2 separate regions of the Homo sapiens genome follow, and region 2 is linked to region 1. Evidence: read pairs that join two places in POLR2A ChIA-PET (ENCODE). Cell type or tissue: HepG2. All regions are shown on one strand. Each heading gives the region's core, and the rest is flanking DNA. Links, peaks and the distances in the headings are about the cores only. Region 1 overlaps SLC19A3 (solute carrier family 19 member 3). Region 2 has its middle 21 kb from the start of CCL20.

Evidence for each region. Peaks named below come from ENCODE experiments on the same cell type or tissue, not always from the same donor. Only the 100,000 strongest peaks of a DNase experiment are listed, where the experiment ranks them.
Region 2: POLR2A ChIA-PET joins it to region 1 with 10 read pairs; 2 of 35 experiments call an interaction of 5 or more read pairs at or near these places.

What each region holds. Positions count from the first base shown.
Region 1 is chr2:227,687,085-227,695,539 of GRCh38, forward strand. SLC19A3 (solute carrier family 19 member 3) reads right to left here. Exons shown (of 6, transcript NM_025243.4): 5 at 1,082-1,223; 6 at 1-489. The coding sequence ends at 313. Among named protein-coding and RNA genes, the nearest start is that of SCYGR5, 25 kb to the left of the region's middle. In HepG2, for the core only: no CTCF peak of the experiment used is centred there; no DNase peak of the experiment used is centred there.
Region 2 is chr2:227,786,926-227,799,214 of GRCh38, forward strand. No RefSeq gene overlaps it. Among named protein-coding and RNA genes, the nearest start is that of CCL20, 21 kb to the right of the region's middle. In HepG2, for the core only: no CTCF peak of the experiment used is centred there; DNase peaks (open chromatin) are centred at 6,576 and 9,656.

The sequences.
Region 1 (8,455 bases), core at 1-8,000:
GGTTTGGTTCCACGCCATCTGCATGTCTTTACAAGTGATAAAAACCAGAATTTTCCAGCTGCTACTAGTCACAGGGGGTCCCCAATATGGGTTGTTTAATTATGATGACGGGTCCTGTCAATTGCATCCAGTAAAATTGGTCACATAGAGAACTCATCTAAAACTGAGGTTTTGTTGTGGTTTTGAAAGGTCCATTGGAATCCAGATTTGCAAAGCATGTCAAGTTATGGCAAAACATATGCCACCCATCTCAAAATCTTTCCTTATTATTGCATAACTTTGAAAGCCACTGTTGCGTTTGTTGCGATGAGGTTAGAGTTTTGTTGACATGATGATATTACTCTCTTCCTCTGGGTGAGACACATCTGGATTCTCACTTGGAGCAGGGCTCTGTACATCCTTCTGGGATTTGGTTGAGTAGGTAATATACATGCTTCTCATTAGGAAAATTCCAGCAATTACTGCAAAATAGCTCCCATAAACTAAAAACTGGAGAAAAACAAATAATTAGCCACATATAAAATATGACCATCTATGTCAATGATAATACATCCTAATACTGTTGGTTTGCTTGGATTATGGGGTAACTGAGACCCAGGTTTTTAATATGGGTCATTTAGGTTGAACAATACTCTCCTATCAAGTAAGAAATCAAGATCAAGTAAGAAGGTGTAAGCAATACGGTGACTAAGAGTCTTGGCTTTAGAGCAGGTTGCTTGGGTTAAAATCATAGTTACTATCATCAATAGTAAAAAACAAAACAAAACAAACCCAAAAAAACACTAAAACTCATTGACCTGTCTCTATGTCTTTGTTTGGAGGCTGGTGCAATGCTACATTCAATGTCTCCAAGAATAAATTTAAGCATTGAGGTTACTTCTTACCTGCCTTATCCATGTAAATGTTGTCCTAGTTGCAATTATTGCTCAAAACCTACTTGGTGTGTTATAATATGATAATGAAGGAATTATGTATTTTTTAATTGCTTAACCAAGGAACTCAAGAAATTTAAATATTGCTTGTTGTAAGGTTGAGAAATTTTTGAGGTTACCTAGTTGAAAACAGAAGTATTGCAGCTTACCTGAATGCTGACTGGCAAGTTGAGCCCTCTCTGATCTACTACAATCACAGTCATGATGGTCTGAATCACCAAGGCAATAAAGGTGTTGATTCCAAATACCAAGGCATAGCGTTCCACATTCAGATTAACTGCAATCTGAAATCTATCATTAAACATAAATAAGCATTTTAACTATAATATACATGGATGGAAGTCTTAAAAAGATAGAACATATTGGCCACAGGGGTATTTGTGTCACCCACCTCCAGCTCCAGGTAGTCCAGCAAAGAGAGAGAGAGACTGTCTGGAAGAAAGTAAAGGAAAAGAACAAGTGTCTCTGTCTGGTAATCCAGAGAATTCTTCTGGATCTTATCCAAGACCACCAAAGCAGTAGCTCTAAGAGTCTGCTAGAACCACAGTGTTACTGGGCTTGGGGTGCTCCCTAATGTAGATACAGTTTAGATCACAACACCCAAATCCTTCTGAATACCTGGAAAGCCTTCCCACGGAGGACAGGTACAAAAAAGCCCAGACAGCAAAGACTACAATAAATACAACTCTTCAATACCCTGACACTGATGAACATCCATAAGCATCAAGATCATCCAGGAAAACGTTCTCACCAAACAAACTAAATAAGGCACCAGGGACCAATCCTGGAGAAACATATACGACCTTTTAGACACAGAATTCAAAATAGCTGTGTTAAGAAAACGCAAAGAAATTCAAGATAACACAAAGAAGGAATTCAGAATTCTGTCAGATAAATTTAATAAAGAGATTGAAATAATTAAAAAGAATCAAGCAGAAATGCTGTGGTTGAAAAATGCAATTGACATACTGAGAATGCATCAGAATCTCATACCAGCAGAACTGATCAAGCAGAAGAAATAATTAGCAAGCTTGAAGACAAGCTATTTAAAAATACAGTCAGGAGACAACAGAAAAAAGAAGAATGAGGCACACCTACAATACCTAGAAAACAGCCTCAAAAAGGAAAATCTAAGTTATTGGCCTTAAAGAGGAGGTAAAGAAATAGATAGAGGTAGAAAGTTTATTCAAAGGGATAATATCAGAGAGCTTCCCAAACCTAAAGAGATCAATATCCAAGGACAAGGTTACAGAACACCAAGCAGATTTAACCCAAAGAAGACTACTTAGAGGTATTTAATAATCAAACTCCCAAAGGTTAAGGATAAAGAAAGGATTCTAAAAGGAGCAAGAGAAAGGAAATAAATAACATACAAGAGAGCTCCAATGTCTGGCAGCAGTCTTTTCAGTAGAAATTTTAGAACCAGGGAGTGGCATGACATATTTAAAGTGCTGAAGGAGAAAAACTTTTACCCTAGAATAGTATATCCAGTGAAAATATCAAACCCGAAGGAGAAATAAAGACCATCCCAGACAAATAGAAGCTGAGGGATTTCATCAACACCAGACCTGTCCTACAAGAAATGCTGAAGGGAGTACTTCCATCTCTAAGAAAAGGACGTTCATGCGCAATAAGAAAACATGTAAAGGCACAAAACTCACTTGTAATAATAGGTACATAGAACAACACAGAATATTATCACACTGTAACTGGGGTATGTAAACTACTCTCATAAGTAGAAAGACTAAAAGATGAACCAATCAAAAATAGTAACTACAAATTTTCAAGACAAATAGTACAATAAGATATAAAGAGAAACAACAAAAAGTTAAAAAGCAGGAGGACAAAGCTACACTGTAGAGTTTTTATTAGTTTTCTTTTTGCTTGTTTGTTTATGCAAATAGTCTTAAGTTGTTATCAGCTTAAAATAATGGGTTATAAGATAGTATTGCAAGCCTCATGGTAATCTCAAATTGAAAAACATGCAATGGATACCCAAAAAGTAAAAAAGAAATTAAATTATATCACCAGAGAAAATCACCTTCACTAAAAGGAAGAAAGAAAAGGAAAAACACTGCAAAACCAGAAAAGAAATAACAAAATAACAGGAGTAAGTCCTTACTTATCAATCTAAACTCTTCAAAAGAGAGTGGTTGAATGGATTTTTAAAAAGACCCAATGACCTGTTGCCTACAAGAAAGACATTTTACCTATAGAGACATACATAGACTGAAAATGAAGGGATGGACAAAGATATGCCATGCCAATGGAAACAAACAAAAAAAGAGGACTTGTAGCTATACATATAGCAGAGAAAATACATTTCAAGACAGAAACTGTAAGAGACACAGGTCATTAAACAATGATAAAAGGGTCAATTCAGCAAGAGAATATAAAAATTGTAAATACGGCCAGGCGCGGTGGCTCATGCCTGTAATCCCAGCACTTTGGGAGGCCGAGGTGGGCAGATCATGAGGTCAGGAGATCAAGGCCATCCTGGCTAACACGATGAAACCCCGTCTCTACTAAAAATACAAAAAATTAGCTGGGCATGATGGCAGGCGCCTGTAGTCCCAGCTACTCGGGAGGCTGAGGCAGGAGAATGGTGTGAACCCGGGAGGTGGAGCTTGCAGTGAGCTGAGATCGTGCCACTGCACTCCAGCCTGGGTGACAGACCGAGACTCCATCTCAAAAAAAAAAAAAAAAAAAAAAAAAAATTGTAAATTTTTTTTAACGTATGGAGCACCCATATATAAAGCAAGTATTAGAGCTAGAAGGAGATAAGAGAATCCAATACAGTAATAGTTGGAGACTTTAAAACCCCACTTTCAGCACTGGACAGATCTTCCAGAGAGAAAATCAATAAAGAAACATCAGACTTAATCTGCACTATAGAAAAAATGGACCTAATAGATATTTACAGAACTTTTCATCCAATGGCCACAGAATACACATTGTTCTCAGCATATGGATCATTGTCAAGGATAAACCATGTTAGGTTACAAAACAACTCTTAAAACATATTCAAAAATTTGAAATAATTAATATCAAACATCGTCTCTGACCACAATAGAATAAAACTAGAAATCAACAACAAGAGGAATTTTGGAAACCATAGAAACACATGGAAATTAAACAATATGCCCCTGAATGACCAGTGGGTCAATGAAGAAATTGAGAGAAACTGAAAAATTTCTTGAAATAAATGATAATGGAAACACAACATGCCAAAACCTATAGGACACAGTGAAAGCAGTATTAAGAGGGAAGTTTATAGTTACAAGTGCCTACATAAAAAAAAGAAGAGAGGCCGGGTGTGGTGGCCCATGTGTATAATTCCAGCACTCTGCGAGGCTGAGGCAGATGAATCACTTGAGCTCCAGAGTTCTAGACCAGCCTGGGCAGTATGGTGAAACCCTGTCTCTACCAAAAATACACAAAAATTAGCCAGGTGTGGTGGTGCATGTTTGTGATCCCAGCTTCTCAGGAGTCTGAGGCAGGAGGATCACTTGAGCCCAGGAGGCAGAAGTTGCAGTGAGTAGAGATTATCACGCCAGTGCAGTTCAGCCTGGAGAACATAGTAAGACCCTGTCTCTTAAAGAAAAGAAGAAAAAAAAAGTCATCTGAAATAAATAACTTAATGATGCGTCATAAAGAACTAGAAAAGTAAGAGTAAACTTAACCCAAAATTAGTAGAAGAAAGGAAATAATAAATATCAGATCAGAAAGAAATGAAATTGAAATGAAGAAAACAATACAAAATGTCAATGAACAAAAAGTTGGGTTTTAGAAAAGATAAAACTGACAAACCTTTAGCCAGACTAAGAAAAAGAGAGAAGTCCCAAGTAAATAAAACTAGAGATGTAAAAGGAAACATTACAACCAATACTGCAGAAATTTAAAGGATCATCAGTGGCTACTATGAGCAAGTATATGCCAATAAATTGGAAAATCTAGAAGAAATGGATAAATTCCTATATACAAACAACCTATCCGATTGAACCATGAAGAAATCCAAAACCTGAGAAGACCAATAATAAGTAATAAGATTGAAGTCATAATAAAAAGCCTCCCACTAAAGAAAAGCCCAGGACCCAATGGCTTCACTGCTGAATTCTATCAAAGAACTAATTCCAATCCTAACCAAACTATTCTAAAAAACAGAGGAGGGAATACTTCCAAACTCATTCTACAAGGCCAGTGTTACCCTAACACCAAACCAGACACATTAAAAACAAAAAACAACTACAGGCCAATCTCTGATGAATATTGATGCAAAAATTCTCAACAAAATACTAGCAAACTGAATTCAATAATACATTAGAAAGATAATCTATCATGACTAAGTGGGATTTATCCCAGGGATGCAAGGATCATTTAACATATGTAAATCAATCAGTGTGATAAATCACATCGACAGAATGAAGGACAAAAACTATGATCATTCAATTGATGCTAAACAAAGTATGTGATACAATTCAACATTCCTTCTGGCTAAATACCCTCAAAAAACTGGGTATAGAAGGAACATAGTCAACATAATAAAAGCCATATATGACAGACCTACAGCTAGTACCAGATTGAATGGGAAAAAGCTGAAATGCTTTACTCTCTAAGATTTGGAACACGACAAGGATGCCTACTTTTACCACTGCTATTCAACATAGCACTGGAAGTCTTCTCTAGAGCAATCAGACAAGAGAAAGAAATAAAGGGCATCCACATTGGAAAGGATCAAGTCAAATTATCCTTGCTTGCAGACGATATGATCTTACATTTAGGAAAACTTAAAGACTCTTACCAATAAACTATTAGAACTGATAAATAAGTTCAGTATATTTGCAGGACATAAAATCAACATACAAAACTCCATAACATTTCTATATGCAAACAGAACAATCTGGAAAAGAAATCAAGAAAGTAATCCTATTTACAATAGCTACAGATAAAATACCTAAGAATTAACTAAAGAAGTGAAAGATCTTTGCAATGAAAACTATAAAACACTGATACAAGAAATTGAAGAGGACACACACACACAAAATGGAATGATATTCCATATTCATGGACTGGAGGAATCAATATTGTTAAAATGCCCATACTATCCAAAGCAATTTACAGATTCAATGCAATCCCTATTAAAATGCCAAGGATATTCTTCACAGAAATAGAAAAAGCAATTCTAAAATTTATATGAAACCACAGAAGACCCAGAATAGTCAAAGCTATCCTAAGCAAAACAAAACAAAATGAAACAACAACAACAACAACAACAAAAAACTGGAGGAATCACATTGCCTGACTTTGAATTACACTATAGAGCTATAGTAACCAAAACAGCATAGTTCTGGCATAAAAGCAGACATGTAGACCAATGGAACAGAAGAGTGAACCCAGAAACCCAATAGTGAACCCACACACCTACAGTAAACTCATTTTCACCAAAGATGCCAGGAACATACATTGGGGAAAAGACAGTCTCTTCAACAAATGGTGCTGGGAAAACTGAATATCCGTATGCAGAAGAATGAATGAAAGTAGACCCCTATCTCTCACTATATACAAAATCAAGTCAAAATGGATTAATGACTTAAATCTAAGACCTCAAATTATGAAACAACTACAAGAAAACATTGGGGAAACTCTCTGGGACGTTGGAGTGGGCAAAGATTTCTTGAGTACCCCACAAACACAGGCAACCAAAGCAAAAATGGACAAACGGGATCACATCAAGTTAAAAAGCTCCTGCACAGCCAAGGAAAGAGGCCACCCACAGAATGGAAAAACAAATTTGCAAACTACCCATGTGACAAGGGATTAAAAACCAGAATATATAAGGAGTTCAAACAACTCTACAGGGAAAAAAAGTCTAATAATCAGATTAAAAATGGGCAAAAATCTGAACAGATGTTTCTTTAAAGGCATGCGAATGGCAAACAGGTATATGAAAAGGTGCTCAACATCATTGATAAGAGAATTATAAATCAAAACTACAATGAGATATTATCTCACTTCAATTTGAATGGCTTTTATCCAAAAAACAAGCAATAAATGCTGATGAGAATGTGCAACCTCTGCCTCCCAGGTTCAAGGGATTCTCCTGCCTCAGCCTCCCCAGTAGCAGGGATTACAGGTTCTCACCACCATGCCCAGCTAATTTTTGTATTTTTAGTAGATACGGGGTTTAATCATATTGGCCAGGCTGGTCTCGAACTCCTGACCTCAGGTGATCCACCTGCTTTGGCCTCCCAAAGTGCTGGGATTACAGGCGGGAGCCACTGTGCCCAGCCGTGAATATTTTTTTTTAATGCAAAGAAATGATATAATCCTACTTTAACAAAATCTTCACATTTAAAAAAAAGCAACCTAAGATACATGATTCTGATTAAATTAAGACATTTCCATGAAGAAAATAAACATACCAACTAATTGTTTTTTCCTTTGATGATTTTTTCCCAGAGTGCTCATATTTCTGTGTTGTAAATTGTTTATAAAACATTCTTCACAAATTGAAAGCAAAACTTGATGAAGCTTTTGTCTCCACTTCTTTCATGCAATTTGAAATTCAAATGTTTCTCATTTTTTTTGGTTAATAGCAAAGCATATTTTCTGTAGTCAGCTTTAGCTGTACTTTTATATGAAACCGAATGGTTTTTTAATCATTTTCTTAAAGAGATCTCTGAGAAAAAAGTAGAAGCAAAAATGACGGGAAATTCTAAATCCCAGAAATTATTTTTAGAAAATGACTGAAAACTAGATCTGGCGTGGTGGCTCACACCTGTAATCCTACCACTTTGGGAAGCTGAGGCCAGAGGATTACTTGAGCCCAGGAGTTTGAGACCAGCCTGGGGAACACAGTGACACTCTGTCTCTACAAAAATGAAAATTAAAAATTTAGCCAGGCATGGTGGTGTGCACCAGTAGTTTCAGCTACTCAGGAGGCTGAGGTGGGAGGACTGCTTGAGCCCAGGAGATCAAGATTGTGGTGTGCTATGATTGCACCACTGCACTCCTGCCTGGGTGAGACCCTGTCTCAAAAAGAACAAAAGAAAAGAAAAACTGCTTGGTTCCATACACGACTGCAGCTAAAGGTTTCTTGTTATCTTTGCATCTACTTTTTTTAGTATCCAACTTTTTAATAACTTTCCTGAGAATCTTTTGTGTCATAAAAGTATGTGCTTAGAATTTCTCAAGCAAACAAATGAAAGTAGGAATGAAATCTAAACCTAACCATTTGAAAGCAGATCACATCACACTTTATGTAGAAAGTTGCTGGAAATAAACAAATCAAATCCTGACAATGATGCCAGATGTAGTGGCTCACACCTGTAATTCCAGCACTTTGGGAAGCCAGGGCAGGTGGATCGCTTGAGCCCAGGAGTTTGGGACCAGCCTGAGCAACATGGTGAAACCCCATCTCTACAAAATACGAAAAATTAGCTAGGCATGGTGGCACATGCTTGTCATCCCAGCTACTCAGGAGGTTGAGGTTGGGGACTCACCTGAGCCTGGGAAGTCAAGGC
Region 2 (12,289 bases), core at 1,786-9,785, 100 kb after region 1:
CAATGGTTAGTGATATACCTTTGCATAGGTCACTTAAGTTTTGTGGACTTCAGTTTTCTTATATATTTAAGGAGAAAACTTCCTTTTTGTGTTTTATGATTCTGTGATCCTGAGGTTCTATTGTAGCCAGAATAAGGCTGAGATATTCTGTGATCTAGTTTTTTAAAAAAATTATTTGTGTATTTTCTGCAGAGGTGGGGGTCTTACTATGTTGCCCAGGCTGGTCTTGAACTCCTGGCCTCAAGCAATCCTCCCGCCTCAGCCTCCCAAAGGTCTGGGATTACAGGTGTGAGCCACCATGCCTGGTATAATTTAGTCTTGTTCAACATGACATCAAGCAATCTACTAGTCTAAGCACAAAGTTCTCAAAAATAAACTTCAACTTACTGTAGGATTTCTTGCAAAGGTAAGAAATCCTCTACAAGTTTTTTCCATAGAGCATCATTTAGCAAAAAATTTCAAACTATTCCCTTTAAACATTTTTCCTTTCTTTAAAATTTCAAACTCATGGTTACTACCCCCCCGAAAAAGAAATCTCATCACCTCACTCTGTTCATGTAATTTCCCCATCATTACTCTTCTTTCCTATTTATTACTTCTCCTCAGGTCTAGTTCCTAAAAAAGGATCTTGCCTGTGTCAAAAACAGCCCCCTGGGGAAGTTGGACTGGTCTGTCAACCCCTTTTTCTCCCCTGGGGACCAACCAATTAGAACAATGGAGAACAATTTTTGTGATGTTATCATCCTATTATTCTTTGATTCTGTGGCTGCAGTGAGGACGCTGCTTCAGAAAACTACTATATTAATACAGACTTTGAGCTCTGAGACCTGAGACCAGGACAGCCAATGTGGGAGAGAAGGAAATGAGTTGGAGGCAAAGTGTAAAAAGAATTAGTGACAAACAGATAGGGCAAATGAGGGTAGGAGTAATCAAACGTGACTTCACATGGTTCGTCCATCTTCCACACATCCTTGAACTTTTCAGCACCGTCTGTCAGGTGCTAAATGGACAAGGACAGGACAATACAGGTGATTATGCGGTGTGAAAAACAAAGCCCAATGGGAGTTCAAAGTAGAGAACTATTTCATCCAATTATGGGAACTTCCTTGAAAAAGTAGCCTTTGAATTAGACATTGAATGACATGTAGAATATGACCACCTAACAAGAGTGATGGTTGGAGCTACTCCAGGGGCAAGGGAAAACACATTAGGGAAAGATCTTAGATATTTTTATTATGGTGAGTGAGAGATAAGACCAGAAGAGATTTTCTATTTTCCCAGGACTTCTTGGAATGACGGAATTGCACAGGAGAAGTGTGGATAGAATTCCACCAAGTGAGTTCCCTCTCATGTTCTGAGGGGCTTCTCCAAGCCTGCAGATGTGTATGCTGAATGTTCCCTAGGCTAGTCACCTTGACAGTGGTGAGGGTCTGAAGACCTGGATCTAAGAAGGCCTCGTGTGTCCCCAGAGACAGACACACAATCAGTTCCTTTCCCCTCTACTCTTGGCTTTGTCTTCTGTCTGAGGCCGATATGTGTTTAGCATTCACTTTCCCAAACAATGTCTTTCCGCCCTCCTCATTTTCCGAATCTTCATTTGGGAATCATGCTAACTTTTCTCCCGCATCCTGAATCCCCGTTTGAGTTTCTCTGTTTGTGTCACACTCATGGGCTTGGCGAAGGGGATCAGATGGCTCTTGTGTGATCATGCTAGGCGGCTGTTAGTTAGTCACTCCTGGGAACTGGATTTGGTTCAAGTTTATTCAGTGGGACTTAATGCTGACAGACTACTTTCTACTCTAAAGTCAAGTCTCTTCCTGATGTACAGGAAATGATAAATAGTTCACGACAAAAAGTAAGACTAAGAAGTCAGCAATCATCACACTGCAAGAGTTGAGGGTGAGGAGGGAGTTGGGGTAGTCCCTGCCAGAACTCCAGGCCAAATGGCTTGCATGCCAGGTAAACTTTTGTAGGATGCTGGCATGCACATTGTGGGTGGATTGCAAATTTTTTTGAATGATGAAATAGAAGCAGGGTGTTTGTGTTTTTTTTTTTTTTTTTTTTTTTTTGGCATCACATACAAGAAATGTCTACAGGTGCCAAGAGATAATCTTATCATATCTAGGAAGTTTTTGTTTGTTTATTTATTTACTTAGGACATTGTTCTCCCTCTTCCATTTCTAGAATATATTTTCTCTCCTTAGTCAAAGAAACCCTAGTTGCTGTTTATGATTCAGACGAGTCTTGAGAGAATAGAAGGAAAGAAGAGAACAACTTCATTTCTTCTTCTGTGTAAAATGTCCTGTGTCAAATTCCCATACTCTAACACTTTATTTGTAGTATCTTCATAATTCACCAACTTCTTTAAAGGAAGAGAATAGTTTTTAATATATCTTTGTTTCTCTGAGAATATTCCATTAGAGTGAGTGTTCACTGCTAGGTTGTTGGTTACCTGAATAATGTCTCCTTTAATAACATAAAATGTGGAACACAGAATTTAGAACCGTATTTTCCTCTTTATATTTATTTTTCTTCTCCTTATTCTCCTCCTCCCCTTCCTCCTCCTCCTCTCTTTCTCTTTCTCTCTCTCTCTACTACTGAGTTCAGATCTCATTTCTGTCACTTACTTCCTGTGACTCTGGGCAAGTTACTTCATTTTACTTTGTAGCAGATTCCTCACTTGTTAAATGGGAATTATAATAGTCATTGTGACATATACAATAGAGAATATACATGATGATACTTCTATTATTATTGTAATGATTAAACAAATTAATATACATAAAATACACATAAAAGTGCCTGCCAGTAAGTTGCTACATAAATGCTTGCTGTTGTGACTTTCTCATGAATTTTTGTTTTGTCTTTCTAACTAAATCATAAGCTGCTCAATCACAAGACTATTTCTCTTATGTCTGTGTCTTGACCATATTGCTTAGTGCAGTAGAAATGGTATCATCAATAATAGTTTGCGTCTGAGTCATACTTTACATTGTACAGGGTACTTTCACTTGGATTACCTCACCAATCCTCCCAATCATACTTGGATACATGCTTATTCCCACTTTTTAAATGCAGAAACTGAGGCTAAAATTTTGTTTGATCAGGGCCACACGGCTAGTGTGTGACCCAGATGACCCTAGAACTTAGTCTTTCTGGTTTCTGGTCTTACGTTATTTCCTCCAGGCAAATCTGACCATCTGACCACACGGCAGATGTTCAACAAATGCTTCTGTGTGTTTATGTGTTTCTCTAAGATGCATCTTTCACATTCTATAGAGTAATTGGCATGGTAACTTTGAGTGGTCATTTCTTATTTATACATTTTGGTATAGTTAAAATTCCTGAAATAAGGGATTCCTGTACTTATAATGTGTTTTATTGCTATAAATTATAGGAAACATCACATTCAGTCTTTTCCTCCTTTCCTCCCCTCCTTCACTGAAAGTTCTCATTAGTGTTAGCTTCCCAGTTTCTCAAAGTAATTCCCTGCATTCTTGTACTTAATCTCTTTCCTCTTCTCCTTCTCCTTCTCCTTCTTCATCTTCTTCTTTTTTTTTTTTTTGACAGAGTCTCGCTTTGTCACCCAGGCTGGAGTGCAGTGGTGCGATCTCGGCTCATTACAACCTCTGCCTCCCAGGTTCAAGCGATTCTCCTGCCTCAGCTTTCTCAAGTAGCTGGAACTACAGGCTTGCACCACCACGCCCAGCCAATTTTCGTATTTTTAGTAGAGATGAGGTTTCACTATGTTGGCCAGGCTGGTCTTGAACTCCTGACCTCCAGTGATCCTCCCATCTCGGCCTCCCAAAATGCCAGATTACAGGCATGAGACACTGCACCTGGCCCTAGTATCTTACTTCTGTTATGTGTTGTGGAGGTCGGACTTCTTTGGAGTTGGAGGGATGAAGAAACTTGTGTCTGAATGATTTTCTTAGCTGCCTTCATGCTGAAACAAAAGCTTTCTCATTTGTAATGGCATTTTAGCCATATGCGTTCATGCTACCTACTTATTCTAAACTCCCAAAATTTGTGGAAGAACTTGCTAATGTCTTTTCTATTAGAGGTACAGTTTGAAAGTAAACACATACATTTTTATCAATAAGTAAAAGGGTCAACATTTTTCTAGAGCTGGTTAAGTAAAATTCTACTCATGTACACTAACATTTGGCACAGAAAGCAGGGAAGGACAAAAGGAAGCAGAAAGAGGGGAAAATATCATATACCATATTTCATATGTAAAAACTAATGGCCTATTGAAAAGAAATAAGAAAAGCATGTGGGAAGGGAGAGAAGACAGAAAAGAGGGAGGAGGAAGGCGAGAAAAAAAAAAGCTTAAATCCCCAAAGAAAGCAGAAGTGATATTAAAATAAAATAAATACAGAGTAAGAGAAATGAATGAAGGAGAACTATATAAAGGTGCTTCATGTGCTACCCAGGCTCCACGGTGTTGTGAGTTACCTGCTTTCATTACTGAAATCATCTTTTTAAAAGTGATTCTGGGCTGGGTGTGGTGGCTCACACTGTAATCCCAGCACTTTGGGAGGTCGAGGTGGGAGGATTACCTGAGGCCAAGAGTTTGAGACCAGCCTGGCCAACGTGGTGAAACCACACCTCTATTGAAAATACAAAAATTAGCCGGGTGTGGTGGCATGTGCCTATAGTCCCAGCTACTCAGGAGGCTGAGGCAGGAGAATGGCTGGACCCCGGGAGGCAGAAGTTGTAGTGAGCCAAGATCATGCCACTGCACTCTAGCCTGGGCAACAGAAAAAGCCTCCGTCCAAAAAAAAAAAAGGGATTCTGAATTTCTATTCCTGAGTAACACATAGTTTTAGGGTGGAAAAGTCTCTAGTGACTTTCATGGTAAGATACTCATTTTCTTAGAATCATAGCTTTCCTTAACATTTATTTATTTATTCATTTTTTTTTTAATTTTAATTTTTTTTTTGAGATGGAGTCTTGCTCTGTCGCCCAGGCTGGAGTGCAGTGGCACAAACTCGGCTCACTGCAAGCTCCGCCTCCCAGGTTCACGCCATTCTCCTGTCTCAGCCTCCCGAGTAGCTGGGACTACAGGCACCCGCCACCACGCCCTGCTAACTTTTGTATTTTTAGTAGAGACAGGGTTTCACCGTGTTAGCCAGGATGGTCTCGATCTCCTGACCTTGTGATCCACCCGCCTCGGCCTCCCAAAGTGCTGGGATTACAGGTGTGAGCCACTGCACCCAGCTTATTTATTCATGTATTTATCAGAGATGGGGTCTCACTCAGCCACCCAGGCTGGAGTATCCTAATCCTAGCTCACTGCAGCCTCGAAATTCTGGTCTCAAGTATTCCTCCTGCCTCAGCCTTTTGAATAGTTGGGACTACACATGTGTGTCACCATGCCCAGCTAAATTTTTATTTTTATTTATTTATTTTTGAGATGGAGTCTCACTCTGTTGCTCAGGCTGGAGTGCAGTGGCATGATCTCGGTTCACTGCAACCCCTGCTTCCTGGGTTCAAGCAATTCTCCTGCCTCAGCCTCCCAAGTAGCTGGGATTACAGGTGTGTGCCACCATGCCTGGTTAATTTTTGTATTTTTAGTAGAGATGGAGTTTCACCATGTTGGCCAGGCTGGTCTCTAATTCCTGGCCTCAGGTGATCCTCCCACCTCAGCCTCCCAAAGTGGTAGGATTATAGGCATGAGCCACTGTGCCCAACCTATTTTAATTTTGTTTTGTAGAGATGGAGTCTTCTTATGTTGCCCAGGCTGATCTCAAACTCCTGAGCTCAAGTGATCCTGCTTTGGCCTCCTAAAGTACTGGGATTGTAGATGTGAGCCACTGCACCAGGCCTTAACTTTTTTTCCTTCAGTGGTCCTGTTCATCCCTCAGCTTAGGTAACAATTATCACCTGCATTTGACTCATCTCTGGGAGCAGGTTCTTTCCTGGAAGGCTTACTCTGTATGACACAGATGTTTAAAAGGGGTTGACAGTCTTCATTTGTCTCTACCAAGGGAGATCGGTGTCCCTCAGAAAGGGCAGGAGTCTCTCAGAAGATGCTTATACTCAGTCATCATGGAAGGTGTATCCTATTGGTTGGCTTTCAAAAAATTTCAGACTTTTTCTGGAGATATTATACTGATTTTTGTGCCAGTTGAAATCACATTTTATTCTTATTCATCTACCATCACTCACTCAAGCTCCCTTACATGTGGCCAGCTTGGAAAGATCCGCACGACAGAGGCAAATCAGTAAGTCAACTCAGTAATGGATCCAAAGCTTTGGGCTTATTAGTGTCATTCCCTGGTTAGCTACTACGTCACCCTACCTAGTTCTACAACAGTTGAAACATCTTTCGCATCAAGCCAATGATTCATTTACTCTTTCTGATGTGCCGTAGAGACTCCAAGCAGATTGGTGCCTTTTGGCCTGGGCTGGCAGTCATGATGGAGCATTCCAGTTGCTCATCTGCTTCTAGGGTTGGGTTCACTCCTAATGGGCACCTGTAAGCCCTAAAGAAATGGGCCATAAATGGTAATGTATGTAGCTGGAAGTGACATGATAGCTTAGGGTTTGCCTAGCTTCTGCTGTGAGAAGAAAGGCTGACTAAGATGGCATGATGTAACGCAATCATGAAACAGAACAAGGTTCAAAGTGGATGATTGTTTACGGTCAGACCATGATGAAAGGCAATAAAATGTTTATAAAACCACTGGTTAAACTGTTGTTATAAACTGATTAAAATCATCAGGCTAGAATACTGTAAGAGGTTATAGTCATTTCTTCTTACTGAGTGGAAATGAAGCTGCTAATTAGTAAGATCTGTAAAAGAATTCTTTTATAATATTGAATCATACGATATTACTTTCCAATGTTATTTTTATAGCATTGAATCATATAATATTACTTCCCAAAAAGAGTCCAGGAAGTAACTAATTGCATACTTCTAATTATCTAATGGAGATACTAAGACCCAGAGAACGCAAGAACTTGCCCAACCAACACAGTGAGTTATTGGTATGGTTAATTAGTGATTCTTTAGCTTTCATGAGATGAAGTAATTTGTGTTTCTCAAACTGTTTTATGGACATATTTTTCTAACATAAAATAACTTCACAGTTAAATTCTCTAAAAGCTTAAAAGTTTACTTGCCATGTAAATTGTTTCCAATTAGCTTTCATCTATTTTATCCTGTAAATCCCAATACAAGGTATAATATATTATTGATGTCTTCCTGGCAGAGTTATGTTTCTTCTAGGGCCATCTGCAAAGTTAGGAGGGCAGTGAAAATTTTGTAAGGCTCACTGTAATATTTTCATGAGAGACTGGTATGAAGTATTCTAAGAAATAATGTCTTTCTTGGCCAGGCACGGTGGCTCATGCCTGTAATCCCAGCACTTTGGGAGGCCAAGGTGGGCGGATCACCTGAGGTCAGGAGTTCGAGACCAGCCTGACCACCATGGAGAAACCCCATCTCTACTAAAAATACAAAATTAGCCAGGCGTGGTGGCGCATGCTTGTAATCACAGCTACTCAGGAGGCTGAGGCAGGAGAATTGCTTGAACCCGGGAGGCAGAGGTTGCATTGAGCTGAGATCGCCCCATTGCATTCCAGCCTGGGCAGCAACAGACTCTGTCTAAAAAAAAAAAAGAAATAAGGTCTTTCTTTCTCTTCGTGGCAATTTTTACTATAAAGTATTAAAGCTATAAATAAAAGTAACTCTGTAAAATTATATTTCTTGTTTCTTTTTCTTATTTTCTTTGAGACAGGTTCTCACTCTGTTGCCCATGTTGGAATCCTGGAGTGCAGTGGCATGATCTTGGCTCACTGCAACCTCTGCCTCCCAGGCTCAAGCCATCTTCCTACCTCAGCCTCCTGAGTTGTCGGGACTAACAGCATGTGCCACCATGCCTGGTTGTTATTTTTGCGTTTTTGTAGAGATAGAGTCTTGCCATGTTGGCCAGGTTGGTCTTAAACTCCTTGGCTCAAGCCATCTGGCTACCTCGGCCTCCCAAAGTGCTGGGATTACAGGCGTGAGCCACCAAGCCCAGCCTAACGTTACATTTCTTTCTTTCTTTTTCTTTCCTTTTTTTTTTTTTTGAGACAGACTCTCACTCTGCTGCCCAGGCTGGAGTGCAGTGGCATGATCTTGTCTCACTACAACCTCTGTCTCCCAGGTTCAAGCAATTCTCGTGCCTCAGCCTCCCCAGTAGCTAGGATTACAGGCACCCACCACCACCCCCAGCTAACTTTTTATATTATTAGTAGAGACAGGGTTTCACCATGTTGGCTGGGCTGGTCTTGAACTCCTGACCTGAAGTGATCCACCCTCCTCAGGCTTCCAAAGTGCTGGGATTACAGGCATGAGCCATGGTGCCCGGCTATATTTCTAAGTTTATTTTGCTTCATATACCAGGAACCGTAGTTTGTTTCACATGTGGTCTTGAAAATAGTTTGTTCTGTTCTGATTATAAGTAACATGTGTTTATTGCTTTTTTTTAAAAAAGGGTAAATATCCAGGTGCAGTGGCATGTGCTTGTAGTCCCAGCTACTCAGGAGGCTGAGGCCGGAGGAAGCTTTTGAGCCCAGGCATTTGAGACTGTAGTGAGCTGTGATTGTTCCACTGCATTCTAACCTGGGTGATAGAGCAAGACCCTGTCTCAAAAATAAAATACAATTAAATTAAATTTAAAAATTAAAAAATTGATAAATATAGAAAAAATGTGAAAACCAAAGGGGAACGCCTCCCACTACCAGAGATCATTTCTATTTTCATTCTGGAGAATTTCCTTCTAGTTTTTTTTTAAAACGCATAAATATGGGAAATACACAATTATGGGAAATATACAACTTCCCATAATGAGTTAACACACCATTTACGATTTTGTGTCCTGCTAGTCTGTCATTATGTCATTAGCGTTTATCCCTTGCATAAAATGCTTCTCAGATTACTAAATGGCAACATACTATAATATTGAACTTTGTGGATATCCAACAATGATTTTAATCACTATTCTCTTACTATTTGTGTATTTTTTGTTTCCTTTCCTATTTTAATTATGATGCAGTGAATAGTTCTGTATGTAATTTTTGCACGCATTTCTGATTATGTTCATAGTAAATATACATTGTCTTAAACAAATGGTTAGGCTTAGATTTTCCTGGAATAACTCTGGAGCCATATACAAATGGGCAGCTGGACCTTTTTCTATAGAACTGTAAAAGACTTAAACCCACATAAAACTGGAGTATTTACACATCACACCTTAGAACTTGGAATATGTCAACATGCTAGCCTATTAGTTAACGCCATTCATAACGACCACTTGGAAATTCTTGGCTCTAACCTGAAGCTACGTGCTATGAAGGAACGCAGGCCTCGGTCTCCAGTTTGTGCCTTAACTGATCAGCATTCCTTAGTAAATTGTTCTCTGCGTAGTCCGATGATTACTATAGCTGCCTTCTTCATATCAATTGTGAGACACATGCAGGGGAATTTTCAGATTTACGATAGAGAGCTACCAATATTTCATCATCAGCACCACAACTGTCATACATATTAAAAACCTTTGATCTATTAAGTAAATATGCTCGGCACCCAGAGGCTCCTTTGGAAAGTACGGGAGTGGTAGGGACTGCCCTCCCCATTTCCATTGGTTCTCTTCTTCCAGTTCTTCGATTTCCCTGGCAAAATATTTACTTTAAGAGCTCAGGGTGTGGCATACTCACTTTACAACGGCATGTGTTCTTTGTGCCAGGAAAAAATAAAAAGTCCCTTGTGGTTAGTGAAGTAGAGGTGAGGACATAATCACAATAGCCGATAGCGCTGAGGCTCTTGTCACATTTTAGACTCATATTTATGAGAAGAAGATGTAGTTGCTTCCATAATATCCTAAGTAAATTCATCTCTATCTGATCTTTGTGAAAGGTGCAGGGAAATGGGTTTACTCGATCAGAGAGTTCTGGAAGGTTGTTTTGCAATCTCTCTCTTTTTTTGAGACGGAGTCTCACTCTGTCAGCTAGGCTGAAGTGCAATGGTGCAATCTTGGTTCACTGCAACCTCTGCCTCCCAAGTTCAAGGATTCTCCTGCCTCAGCCTCCCTAGTAGCTGGGATTCCAGGCGCACACCACCACACCAGGCTAATTTTTGCATTTTTAGTAGAGACGGTGTTTCACCATGTTGGCCACGCTGGTCTCAAACTCCTGATCTCAGGTGATCTGCCTGCCTTGGCCTCCCAAAGTGCTGGGATTGCAGGTGTGAGCCACACACCTGGCCTACAATCTCAAAACTATTAAATATACACATATTTTTTGACCCCAACATTTCATTTCTTGAAGTTATCTTAAGAAAGTAATTAGGAATATGTACAAAGATTCATCCATAGACTGTTCTTCATAGTACTATTTATAATAATTGAAAAATTAGAAACAACCTGGGGAATTCAACCATGAATAACCATACAATTGAAAACTGTACAACTGTTTTAAATGATGGCATAGGAAGTCATTTTTTAAAAGATGAACAGATGACTGTATTCATATCCTTAAATGAAAAGGCTAGGTTAATAAAATGTACTCTAAGATTCAATTTATGTTAAATATATGAACAGAAATGAGTCTAGAAGTTATTAAAAAATTAGCACTGTAATTCTCTAGATGGTGAGTCTATGACTAATCTTTGTGTTCCTCTTTTAACTTATTTATATATTTTATTTTTTCAACAGAGTATGTATCATGGTAATATTTTTTGAAGCACAGAAAAAGATTTAAAACTCTGTTCTTTCTGTATTGTGCCTCAAAGACTTTCTTCCACCTTCAAGAGAAGACAAAACAATAGAAGATTTATGTACTTAGATTGACATGCACATTTTGTCTTTGCGATAAAGTCTCTTTGCAAGGAAAAGACCAAACACCAAACATTACATTAAAACCACTACAAAAAATTGGGAGCAGATATGATTCTAGAGTTACAAATATGCTGCCTTCATGACATCATTCTTCCCATCTCAAAACAGTCATCCCACTCTCCTCAATGTAGTGCAGTTAGCCTCAGAATCTCAACCAAAACCTTTCATCAAAGATCGGCATCCATTTGCCATCTCAGGAAATTATCATACTAAAATCAATTAGAAATCTGGTAAAGAGAGGCCGGGCGCAGTGACTCACGTCTGTAATCCCAGCACTTTGGGAGGCCGAGGTGGGCAGATCACCTGAGGTCAGGAGTTCGAGACCAGCGTGGCCAACATGGTGAAACCCCATCTCTACGAAAAATGCAAAAAATTAGCCGGGCATGGAGGTGCGTGTCTGTAACCCCAGCTACTCCAGAGGCTGAGGCAGGAGAATTGCTTGAACCCGGGGGGCGGAGGTTGCAGTGAGCAGAGATCATGTCACTGCACTTCAGCCTGGGAGACAGAGTGAGACTCTGTCTCAAAAAAAAGAAAAAAAAAAAAAAAGAAAAGAAAGAAAGAAAGAAAACTGGTGAAGAGCATCTGTTGCATTTTTCATGAAATATTATTATAAAAAAAATTCTTCTAAACCAAGAAGCATAGCGTTTCCCTTTAAGAAAAATGCTATGAATGCGTTAGAATATTTAAACAAAAAAGCACAATTTATTTTATTGTGGAGAATTCTACATAACATGTTGGAAATACAGAAAATCAATACTTTTTTCCTTTTTTTTTTTTTTTTTGAGACGAAGTCTCGAGTCTCACTCTGTTGCCCAGGCTGGAGTGCAGTGGTGCGATCTCGGCTCACTGCAACCTCTGCCTCCTGCGTTCAAAGGATTCTCTCGCCTCAGTCTCCCAACAGGCACATGCCACCACGCCTGGCTAATTTTTGTATTTTTAGTAGAGATGAGGTTTCACTATGTTGGCCAAGCTTGTCTCGAACTCTTATCCCTCAAATGATCCACCTGCCTCGGCTTCCCAAAATGCTGGGATTATACCCGTGAGCCACTGTGTCCAGCCTAAATCAATACTGTTTTAAAGTACAATAAATCAGTGTACCTGTGTTACAGTGTACACCCCGATATCTTCTCATGGTGACACCATGCACACATACACAGACATTCAGCATGAACACTGAGTATTTTGGTATGTTCTATAGTATTTACCATGTTTCTTAGGGGAGTTTTAATTTCTTGATGTTTTGTTTAGCATTTAATTCCTCCCTCAACCTGGATTTCAAGGCACAGATCTTGGTTGAACCAACAGGGCTTGAGGCATTCTACTACCAATTGAGCAAAGAAAGGCAAAGTTGGTTTGATAATACTAAAATTTGAAAAGCTTATATTTCCTAAAAGACTTGAAGA